2 separate regions of the Homo sapiens genome follow, and region 1 is linked to region 2. Evidence: chromatin contacts called from ENCODE Hi-C or POLR2A ChIA-PET data. All regions are on one chromosome and are shown on one strand. Each heading gives the region's core, a stretch centred on a gene start or an enhancer-like site at or near the end of the contact. The rest is flanking DNA. Distances are from core to core; before and after follow the strand shown. Region 1 has its middle 39 kb from the start of THBS2. Region 2 holds the start of THBS2-AS1 (THBS2 antisense RNA 1).

Evidence for each region. A loop is a pair of places that touch in the nucleus more often than their neighbours do. ChIA-PET counts read pairs that join two places held with the same protein, here RNA polymerase II (POLR2A). Pooled maps may share reads with other maps.
Region 1: a map of mammary epithelial cell shows a loop between it and region 2 (8-fold over the local background). The contact joins the enhancer-like site here to the promoter of THBS2-AS1 in region 2. A Hi-C loop is called at or near these places in 3 of 168 maps with a recorded cell type or tissue (CD14-positive monocyte, Calu3 and mammary epithelial cell) and 3 of 50 pooled maps. POLR2A ChIA-PET finds 5 or more read pairs at or near these places in 4 of 52 experiments (A549, AG04449, SK-N-SH and 1 more).

What each region holds. Positions count from the first base shown.
Region 1 is chr6:169,290,841-169,295,424 of GRCh38, forward strand. No RefSeq gene overlaps it. Among named protein-coding and RNA genes, the nearest start is that of THBS2, 39 kb to the left of the region's middle. RefSeq lists a silencer at 1,850-2,050. Within about 2 kb of position 1,976, at least 9 of the 41 ENCODE cell types and tissues checked have a DNase peak (open chromatin) inside an H3K27ac peak, as active enhancers do; they include CD14-positive monocyte and mammary epithelial cell, where a contact is called at or near this core.
Region 2 is chr6:169,211,308-169,215,423 of GRCh38, forward strand. THBS2-AS1 (THBS2 antisense RNA 1) reads left to right here and starts at 1,905. Exons shown (of 3, transcript NR_134621.1): 1 at 1,905-2,271; 2 at 2,867-3,180. RefSeq lists a silencer at 1,644-1,993.

The DNA of each region.
Region 1 (4,584 bases), core at 726-3,225, 80 kb after region 2:
GCTTAAGAATCTTTACAACCTGCCACCACCAACTTGAGTGCCTGTGTCCTCGGCGCATGAATTGACTTGCTGAGCTGCAACCTCTCTGGTCTTTCTTCTGTGCTGTGCGGCTCCCTCCCCCTTGAGCCTCTTCCCCACTCCCAGGCCCACTCATCTGGTTTCCACTGTCTTGGCCTTCAAGACTCAGCTTACTGCAAATTCCTCTAGGAAGCGCCTCCCTGTTCCGAAAGATGGGTACAAGTGCCTGTCTTCATCCCTCTGGCTGCTATCACAAAATACCATAGATTGGGTGGCTCCTAAACAACAAAAATGTGTTCCTCACAGTTCTGGAAGCTGGCTGGGAATTTCAAGATCAAGGTGCCAGTAGACTCGGCGTCTGGGCGGCTTCCTTGTTCATAGATGGTAACCTCTGTGTGCATCCTCGCATGGCAGAAAGGGCAGAGGAGCTCTCTGGGACTCTTATAAATGCACTGATCCCGTTCATTGGGTTCCATCATCATGACGTCATCACCTCCTGAACGTCCCACCTCCTAATGCCATCCCCCTGGAAAGAGGGGCTTCCAACACCTGGATTTCATGGGAATACAGACATTCAAGCCACTGAGTGCCCCTTCTCTGCACTTCACAATACCCTACGTTCTCCAAACCTCGGCACCTGCTATGATACATCAAGCTGCTTCCTTCCTTGTCTGATATAGGGACTGGGCCATCAGTCTATTCATTTCCTAATTGCTGCCCTGCTTACCCGTTCATCTTCAATGTCTTGTTTACGTTTAATTTTCTAAACTTACCTCCTCATTATCTAACAAACGTCCACCCCTCTTTCCAACCCCGCATGCTGCCCTTCTATTACGAAGATGATCACATCACGATACCCTCTTGCTCCCACTTTGGGAAGAACTTCTGGTTCTTTGCTAACATGCATGTCACTCCTGGCCAGGCTCTGCACTGGTCCTTCAGCGTCATGGCTCAGCTATGGGCCCACATTCCTCTCAGACTGTGGCCACCTTGCATTTTCATAAAACCAGGGCTGGTGACTTCTGACCCTGGCAGGAATTGTGTCCCAGGAATTATTAACCCTGCCCTGTGCTAGGGCACTCCCTGAAGGCGGGCCCAGTGAGAATCATGCGGAATAGTTTATTCAGACTGTGGGGGGCAAAGGTTTAGCTGAGGGCATCTAAGAATATGATTTAAAAAGTGCTGAAAATGTTTAATCAACATGAGAACATGACCACTGTCCCTTCAGTACTGACTCGCCCTCATCCTCTCGTCTTCTGAGCCCACACTTTGTCTTCTGGATTTACCACTGACCTTGTGTGAGGCCGGGACAGCAGAAGCCATGGCTCCCAGGGCCTCTGACACCCCTGTCACTGGCAGGGGCGCCTCCCCCGTGTTTAGGTTTTATTGTGGAAGTGCAAAGCCCGCTCTGACTGCTTACCTTTGTGTCATTTTATCCTATGACACTCATTTTATCCCATGTGGTCGGTCTCATTGCTGTGCTTGGAGTGGGGACAAGGCATTTAAAGCAGGAATTCATTGCATGATGGTGATGAAAAGTCTTCTTTCCTTTTCATAGCCTTTCACTTCCTCATTTAAACCGTTTATCCCCTGCAAAGCTAAAAATCAGTAACACGCTTCTCAGTACACTCCAGCTTCAGTGATCACCCTGTGCTGTGAAAACATTGTGTATCAGAGGGATTGCACCCCATGAGCTCATTCATATTTACACAACATTTTTAGATTTAGATGCCATCCTCAGGAGCAAGGTATTTGCCCCAGAGATTGCGTCTGGGAGCGCGGGCCCTGCAGAAGCATGGAGAGCGGAGGCCTTTGTACCAGGACATCTCACAGGCCCACTCTGCCTCAGTGGTGTTGACCCAGAGCTCACCCCCAGCCCCCGGCACCCTGCAGCAAGAGGCCATCCTGGTTGTGCAATCAGCCTTGTGGAAGCGATCTCCTCACTCAGGAAATATGATCCAATCTCCCTCTGCTAGGTGACTCATCTCCAGGCTTTCATCTTCTTGACAGGCAGGGTTTTGTCTGTAGCTGCCTCAAAATATTCTTTCCATTTCATCATAGTTTAATATTTTATAGACTTGTGTTCTTCAACAAGTAATTAAAACCATCCTTAGCCTCTCAGGATACAAGTCCATTGAGAAAAGTCTGATAAGATGCTTCCGGATATTACACACGGCCATTGTATGTGCTCAAACATTTTACGTTACTCATCTGACATCTAAGTTTGACATTTAAACTTTAAAAGGGGGGCTTTATTACCAAACAACTACTAAAAATGATTAAAACCTTCAAAGGAGTTACCAATAAGAACATTGTATAAATATGACTAAATCAGATGATTTTATTCCTTTATTGCAGGATAATAATTAGAATTAGGTGGATTGAAGTCAAAATCCCAGAACAAAACATATTCTTTGCTCTCATGAATTTCTTACAGTTTAAATAATTTTTGCACTGATGTCAACACCATTTCTAAGGTGAAGTTTCCTTACATGAAAACAAAACAGAAGAGTTCCACGATTTCAAACATTCTACAAAAATTTCCTCAGTACAGATATATTTCATAATCACCCAGATATACTCCAATGTGTGAATGATTCTTAAGTCAAAGAAATAGCATCAGCTCAAGCTCTAATTCCCTTTTCTCATCTTTTGAACTCTCAATGCTACTCTCCATGGTGGCTGTTTAAATCTGTATCTTTCCTAAAAATAACTCAAAGAATCCACGTGTAAGAAATGGACTTTGTGTATATATATGTATATTTGTATATATATATATGTGTGTGTATATATATATTTGAGATGGACTCTCACTCTTGTCACTCAGGCTGGAGTGCAATGGCATGATCTCGGCTCACTGCAACTTCTGCCTCCTGGGTTCAAGTGATTCTCCTGCCTCAGCCTCCCAAATAGCTGGGATTACAGGTGACACCACCATGCCCGGCTAATTTTTTTGTGTTTTTCATAGAGACGGGGTTTCACCATGTTGGCCAGGCTGGTTTTGAACTCCTGACTTCAAGTGATCACCCGCCTCAGTCTCCCAAAGTGCTGGGATTACAGGCATAAGCCACTGCACCCTGCTCTGGACTTGATAGTTTTAATGGAATATGTCGAGGTATAATTGACCTACTGTGTAATGCATATATTTTATGTGTATAGTCAATGAGTTTTGACAAATGATATGCAGAATTATCACCACCACCATCAAGATACAGAGCATTTCATCACCCAGACATGCTCACGTGCCCCACTGCCAAACTCCCTGACAGACTTGGCCCCAAGAAAATACTGATTTGCCATTGATCACTATACATTCATTTTTCCTTTGCTAGATTTTCTTATAAATTGAATTATACAATATTTGACCTTTTGTTTGGTTTTAACTTTAAAACCTTTATTGGTGTATGATGAAAATAAAATAATCAGCATATATTTATATTGTACAATTTGATTAATGTTGGCATATGTGTATCTATGAAACTATCAACACAACCAAAATAATGAATGTAGCCATCATCCCCAGAAAGATTCCTCCTGCCTTTGTGTCTGTGGCCCTTCTCCCTGGCACCTCCCTGCCTCCCTTAAGCCTTCGGAAGTCACTAGTCCACTTTCTGTCACTGTGGCTTGCTTGAATTCTCTGCAGTTTTATGTGAGTGGAATCATACCATGTGCGCTCTTTCCTGTCTGCCTTCTTTCCTCCAGCATGCAACTATTTTGAGATTCATTCATGCTGTTGAAGGTTTCAGTTGTCTGTATTATTTTATTGCCAAACAGTATTTCATTCTACGGATATTCCAAAATCTGTTTACCCATTCACCTTTTGATAAAATTTTTAGCTGTTTCCAGTTTTTGACTCTCACAAATATAGCTGCTATGAATGTTTACACCCAAATCTTTATTAAGGCAAACCTTACATTTCTCCTGGGTAAGCACTAAGGGTCAGAAAAACCAGACAATCTGGGGAGTGGCTGTTTAGCTTTTGACAGAACTGCCAAACTGTTTTCCAAATTGATGGTATCATTTCACGTTTCCGATAGCAGTGTGTGGGAGTTCTAGTGACTGACTACACGTTCTCAGCAACACTTCGGCCAGTCTCTCCAGTTATAACCATTCTCACAGGTGTGTGGTGTCTTTCTGCATGGTTTTAATTGGCATATCTCTGATCTTTAATAATGTAGAGCACTTCTTAATGCACTTTTAAATGCAGTGAGCTTGAATATACGACAACAAAAACTTCCAAACTAAAATGAAAATAGGAAAACAAATGAAAACTGGAACAGAATATCAAAGGACTTGGGAATAAATTTAAAAGATTTTATACGCATATCATTAGACTACTAGAAGGAAAAGGAGAAACTGGAGAAGAAATATTTGAAATAATAATTACCAAGGATTTTTCAAATTTAATGACAGACATTAAACCACAGATCCAGAAAGCTCAGAGGACACCAAGGATAAATATTATAATAATAACAATTAATTATAATAAGGTGAATACATAAGCATATCATACCTAAGCTACAGGAAATCAAAGACAAAAAAATGTCTTGAAAGGCATCAGAATCA
Region 2 (4,116 bases), core at 655-3,154:
TACACAGCAAAGGAAAAAATCAACGAAGTGAAGAGACAACCCACAGAATGGGAGAAAATATTTGCAAACTACCCATCCAACAAGGGATTAGTAATCAGAATATATAAGAAACTCAAACAACCCAATTAAAAACTGGGCAAAAGACCTAATAGACATTTCTCAAAAGAAATGGCCAACACGTACATGAAAAAAGGCTCAACATCACTAGTCATTATAGAAATGCAATTCAAAACCACAAGAAGATATTATCTGACCCCATTTAGAATTATCACAAAGACAAAAAATAGCAAATGCTGATGAGAAGGTGGAAAAAAAGGAACACTCATACACTGTTGGTAGGGATGTAAAGTAGTACACCCACTAGGGAAAACAGTATGGGGGTTCCTCAAAAAACTAAACTAGAACTACGTTTGGTATAGTCCAGCAATCTTACTGCTGGGTATGCATCTGACAGAAAGGAAATCAGTATATCAAAGAGACATCGGCCCTCTCATGTTTATTACAACACTACTCACAATAGCCAAGACATCGAATCAACCTAAGTGTTCATCAATAGGCGAAAGGACAAAGAAAATATTGTATATGCACACAATGGAATACTAGTCAGCCATAAAAAGGAATTAAATCCTGTCATTTGCAGCAGGATGGATAGATCTGAAGATCATTCTGTTATGTAAAATAAGCATGACACAGAAAGACAAATATTGCATGTTCTCATTCATATGTGGGAGCTAAAACAGTGGGTCTTGTGGATGTTGAGAGCAGGATGGCGGATGCCAGATGCTGGGGTGGAATGGTGGAGAGGAAGATGAAGGGGAGCTGGTTAAGGAGTACAAAAATACAGTCAGAAGGAATGAGCTATCACATGCAGTATAGTAGGAAAATTATGCTTAATAGTTTATTGTACATATCAAAATAGCTAGAAGAATTGTAATGTTCTCAATACAGAGAATAAAAATGTATGAGGTCATGGGTATCCCAATTACCCTAACTTTATCATTACACATTTTAAACAGATATCAAAATATCACATATAACCCAAGAATACTACAGATATTATAATGAATTAGAATTAAATCTTCCAAACTATACACGAGGGTGTCTTTCCATTTATATAGGTTTTAATTTATTTTGGCATTGTTTTTCTGTTTTCATAGTACAAGTCTTCTGCCTCCCAAGTTACATTTATTACGAGGTATTTTATTGTTTTGTATGTTATTGCAAATGGTATTGTACTTTTAACTTCCGTTTTAAATTGTTTCTGTCTGGTATACAGACGCACAACTGATTTCCATGTGTTGATCTTGTTCTCTGACACTTTGCCAACTTTTCCACTTCTTTAAAATCCAGAATAAGTATGGCCTGAGACAAGGGAGGTTTGTGTATTCATGATGCATATGTATAGTCACGTGTATGTTGCTTGCGTATATACCATTCAATAATCAATACATAAATATAAATAATATGTATCTCCATTTTAACAACTGTAATTTATTCCTAAAGCCATATTTAAAAATAATTACATTTTTAAATGGGAAAAGTCGTATGAAGAATTCTGTCCCACCTCAAGATAACTAAACAATTTTTCAGTAGAAAAATAAATCTAAAAACAGAAAAAATATTTTAAAAGTAAATAAATCGTACATAAAACGAAGCGCAATCGAGTTTTGTTGCACTAATGCTTTCTTCCTCTTTCTACACCATTTTGTTTGCAGAATCGGCCTTTTGAAGGTTCCGGGTTACCCTGCAGTGAAGCTGTCATTCAAGCACAGTCAGGGCCCAGGAGAGGGCGCAGGGAGGGCGCAGGCGCGCAGGGAGGGCTGGGCATGCGCTCGGCGGGGCCTCCGGCTCTCGGGGACGCGCGCGGGCGGGGCTCGCCGGGGCTGAACCGGCTGAGCTTCCCAGGGACGCCCCGACCCAAGCCCTGCAGTCCGCGCGCGTCAGGGGTGTGCGCTGGAGGCCGGAAAGTCGAATATCACTTCCCATCCTGCATTTGATGTGCTTTGGGGTTGAAAAAGCCCTTATGTGGTAAAAAAAAAAAAAAAAAAAAAGTCAGAAAAGTGGCAAAAGTCTTCAACGGCCTGAAAAAGGCCGAGACAGGAACTGAGAAGCTGGCAGTAGGTCCTGCTACTGCTGCAGGGGCGGCGGGCGCCCTGGGTGGGCCACGAGGCAGGGACAGCCGAGGCTCCGCGCTCACCCCACCCGCAAGGGGCCAAGCGCAGACTCAGGGGAGCCAGAGGGGCCGGACCGCTGAGCAAGGGCTGGGGAAGGGTGAGTCAGGGGCCCCTGTGGGACTGCACGGGGTGGGGGGCACGGGCCCGGACCTCTCTCACAAATGCCCACGTGGTCCCCAAGGCTAACGCCGGCTGCGTGGGCCGCAAGCTGCTCTGGGCCCGCAGCTCACTCCCCTGGGCACAGGGCTGACACCCGGGCGAAGCAGGAGTGTCCCAGCTTGCTTCAGCCCCTCCCCTGGGCCCCCAGGCTGGTGGCTCCAGAAGGACTTTACTAAGAGGGTGGGAAGCATCAGTGCAGGTACCTGCCCTGGGCTAAGGGCCTCGTGTGGGTGATAGCCCTCAGCAGGGCCCTCCCATTTGGGCATTGGCAGCCCACAGGGCTGTGGCCGTGGAGCTGGAGTGGCAGCTCCTGGATCACCCCACACCTGCGTTCCTCAAGGCCTAGGCACCACTTGCTCCATGGTCAAAAGCATCACTTTGTGAAACGCAGACTGAGCAAAGCTGGCCTAAGATTTTGGTCCTCCAGGAATGACGGAAGGAGCCCTCTGCCCCCATGTAGCCTATAGCTGGGACACGCAGCAGCCAGTGAGTTGGTCACGGTATGAAGGCTTCTCTCCTCCCGGCAATCACAGATCCCACGCTTGGATACTTGGGAGTGAAGATGTGTTATTTCACCCACCGACTCGTTCCACACGACCAAGGCCTGTGCCTGCCCTGAGGGCGAGTTGGTTGAGCCTTGTACAGACAACTCTCAGAGCGTGGGCCTGGGCCGAACCTTTCCCTGTGAGCAGCAGCATCAGCGTCTAGAACGACGGCCCTCCCGGTCCACGGTGGAAGGTGCGGAGCTCCCGTGGTGTGCTGGCAGCGATTCGCAGAAGGGAGATGGAGGGCCACAGGGCAGGTGCTCGCACGGAGTCATCGAGGTCCAGGGACACCTTCCTCCCAGGTGAGCTCACAAAGGCACCACACATTAATCCTGGGAGACAACCATTCTGATGTGGCTAAGGCCATCGACAGGGAACATGATTGTCAGGAAACCTCAACTTTTCGATAAATGACAGCAAAACCTGAATGCAGGAGAAATGTATCTCATTTTAATGCCTGACTTCTAAGCATCCTTATTCAACATATTATATGTATTTTTTGTTTCATGAGTAAAATGTACATTGAGCTTCCTCCAGTAGCTGTCCATAGACCAGCCACTATCACTGCCATCATTATTTTGTTTCTAAACTTTTCTTTTTACACATGTAGGTCTAGCTTTTTCCTCCATATTGATGAACTAAAACTCACTCATTTCACAACTCAAAGCCAGGGCCTTCAGTTCACAGCCCGTTGCCTCAGACGGCCTTTCCTATATCTTATTGCTTCACTGTCTGACTCACTCCAGCGTGTTTCAGCCAAGTATACTTGTTTTTATTCATCTTGCTCTCTTTTCCTCCCTCCCCCAACTCCCCCTCTTTCCCTCTGTCTCTTTGTCTCTTTCTCTCTCCCCCATCCCTCCCTCTCTTCCCCTTTCTCTCTGGATGCCCTCTCTCCCTCTCTCCCTCCCTCTCTTCCCCTTTCTCTCTGGATGCCCTCTCTCCCTCTCTCCCTCCCTCTCTTCCCCTTTCTCTCTGGATGCCCTCTCTCCCTCTCTCCCTGTTTTTCTTCTCTGTGTCTGCCTGCATAATATTCAGAAATCCCAACAAGAGCAGCTGGAGCTGCTAAAGAAACCCCAGCGTTCTGTGCTGCTGCCATTGCCTCCTCCAACTGGTGAGCCCGATCGGCCCATTTTTAGGCAGTGCTGTGGTTGGAAATGGGCCCTTCCTCTGGGGTCCGCTACTTCCCTCCACCTGACTCAGAAGAATGAGTCAAGAGGGAAGAACAGCTCGTATTAGGG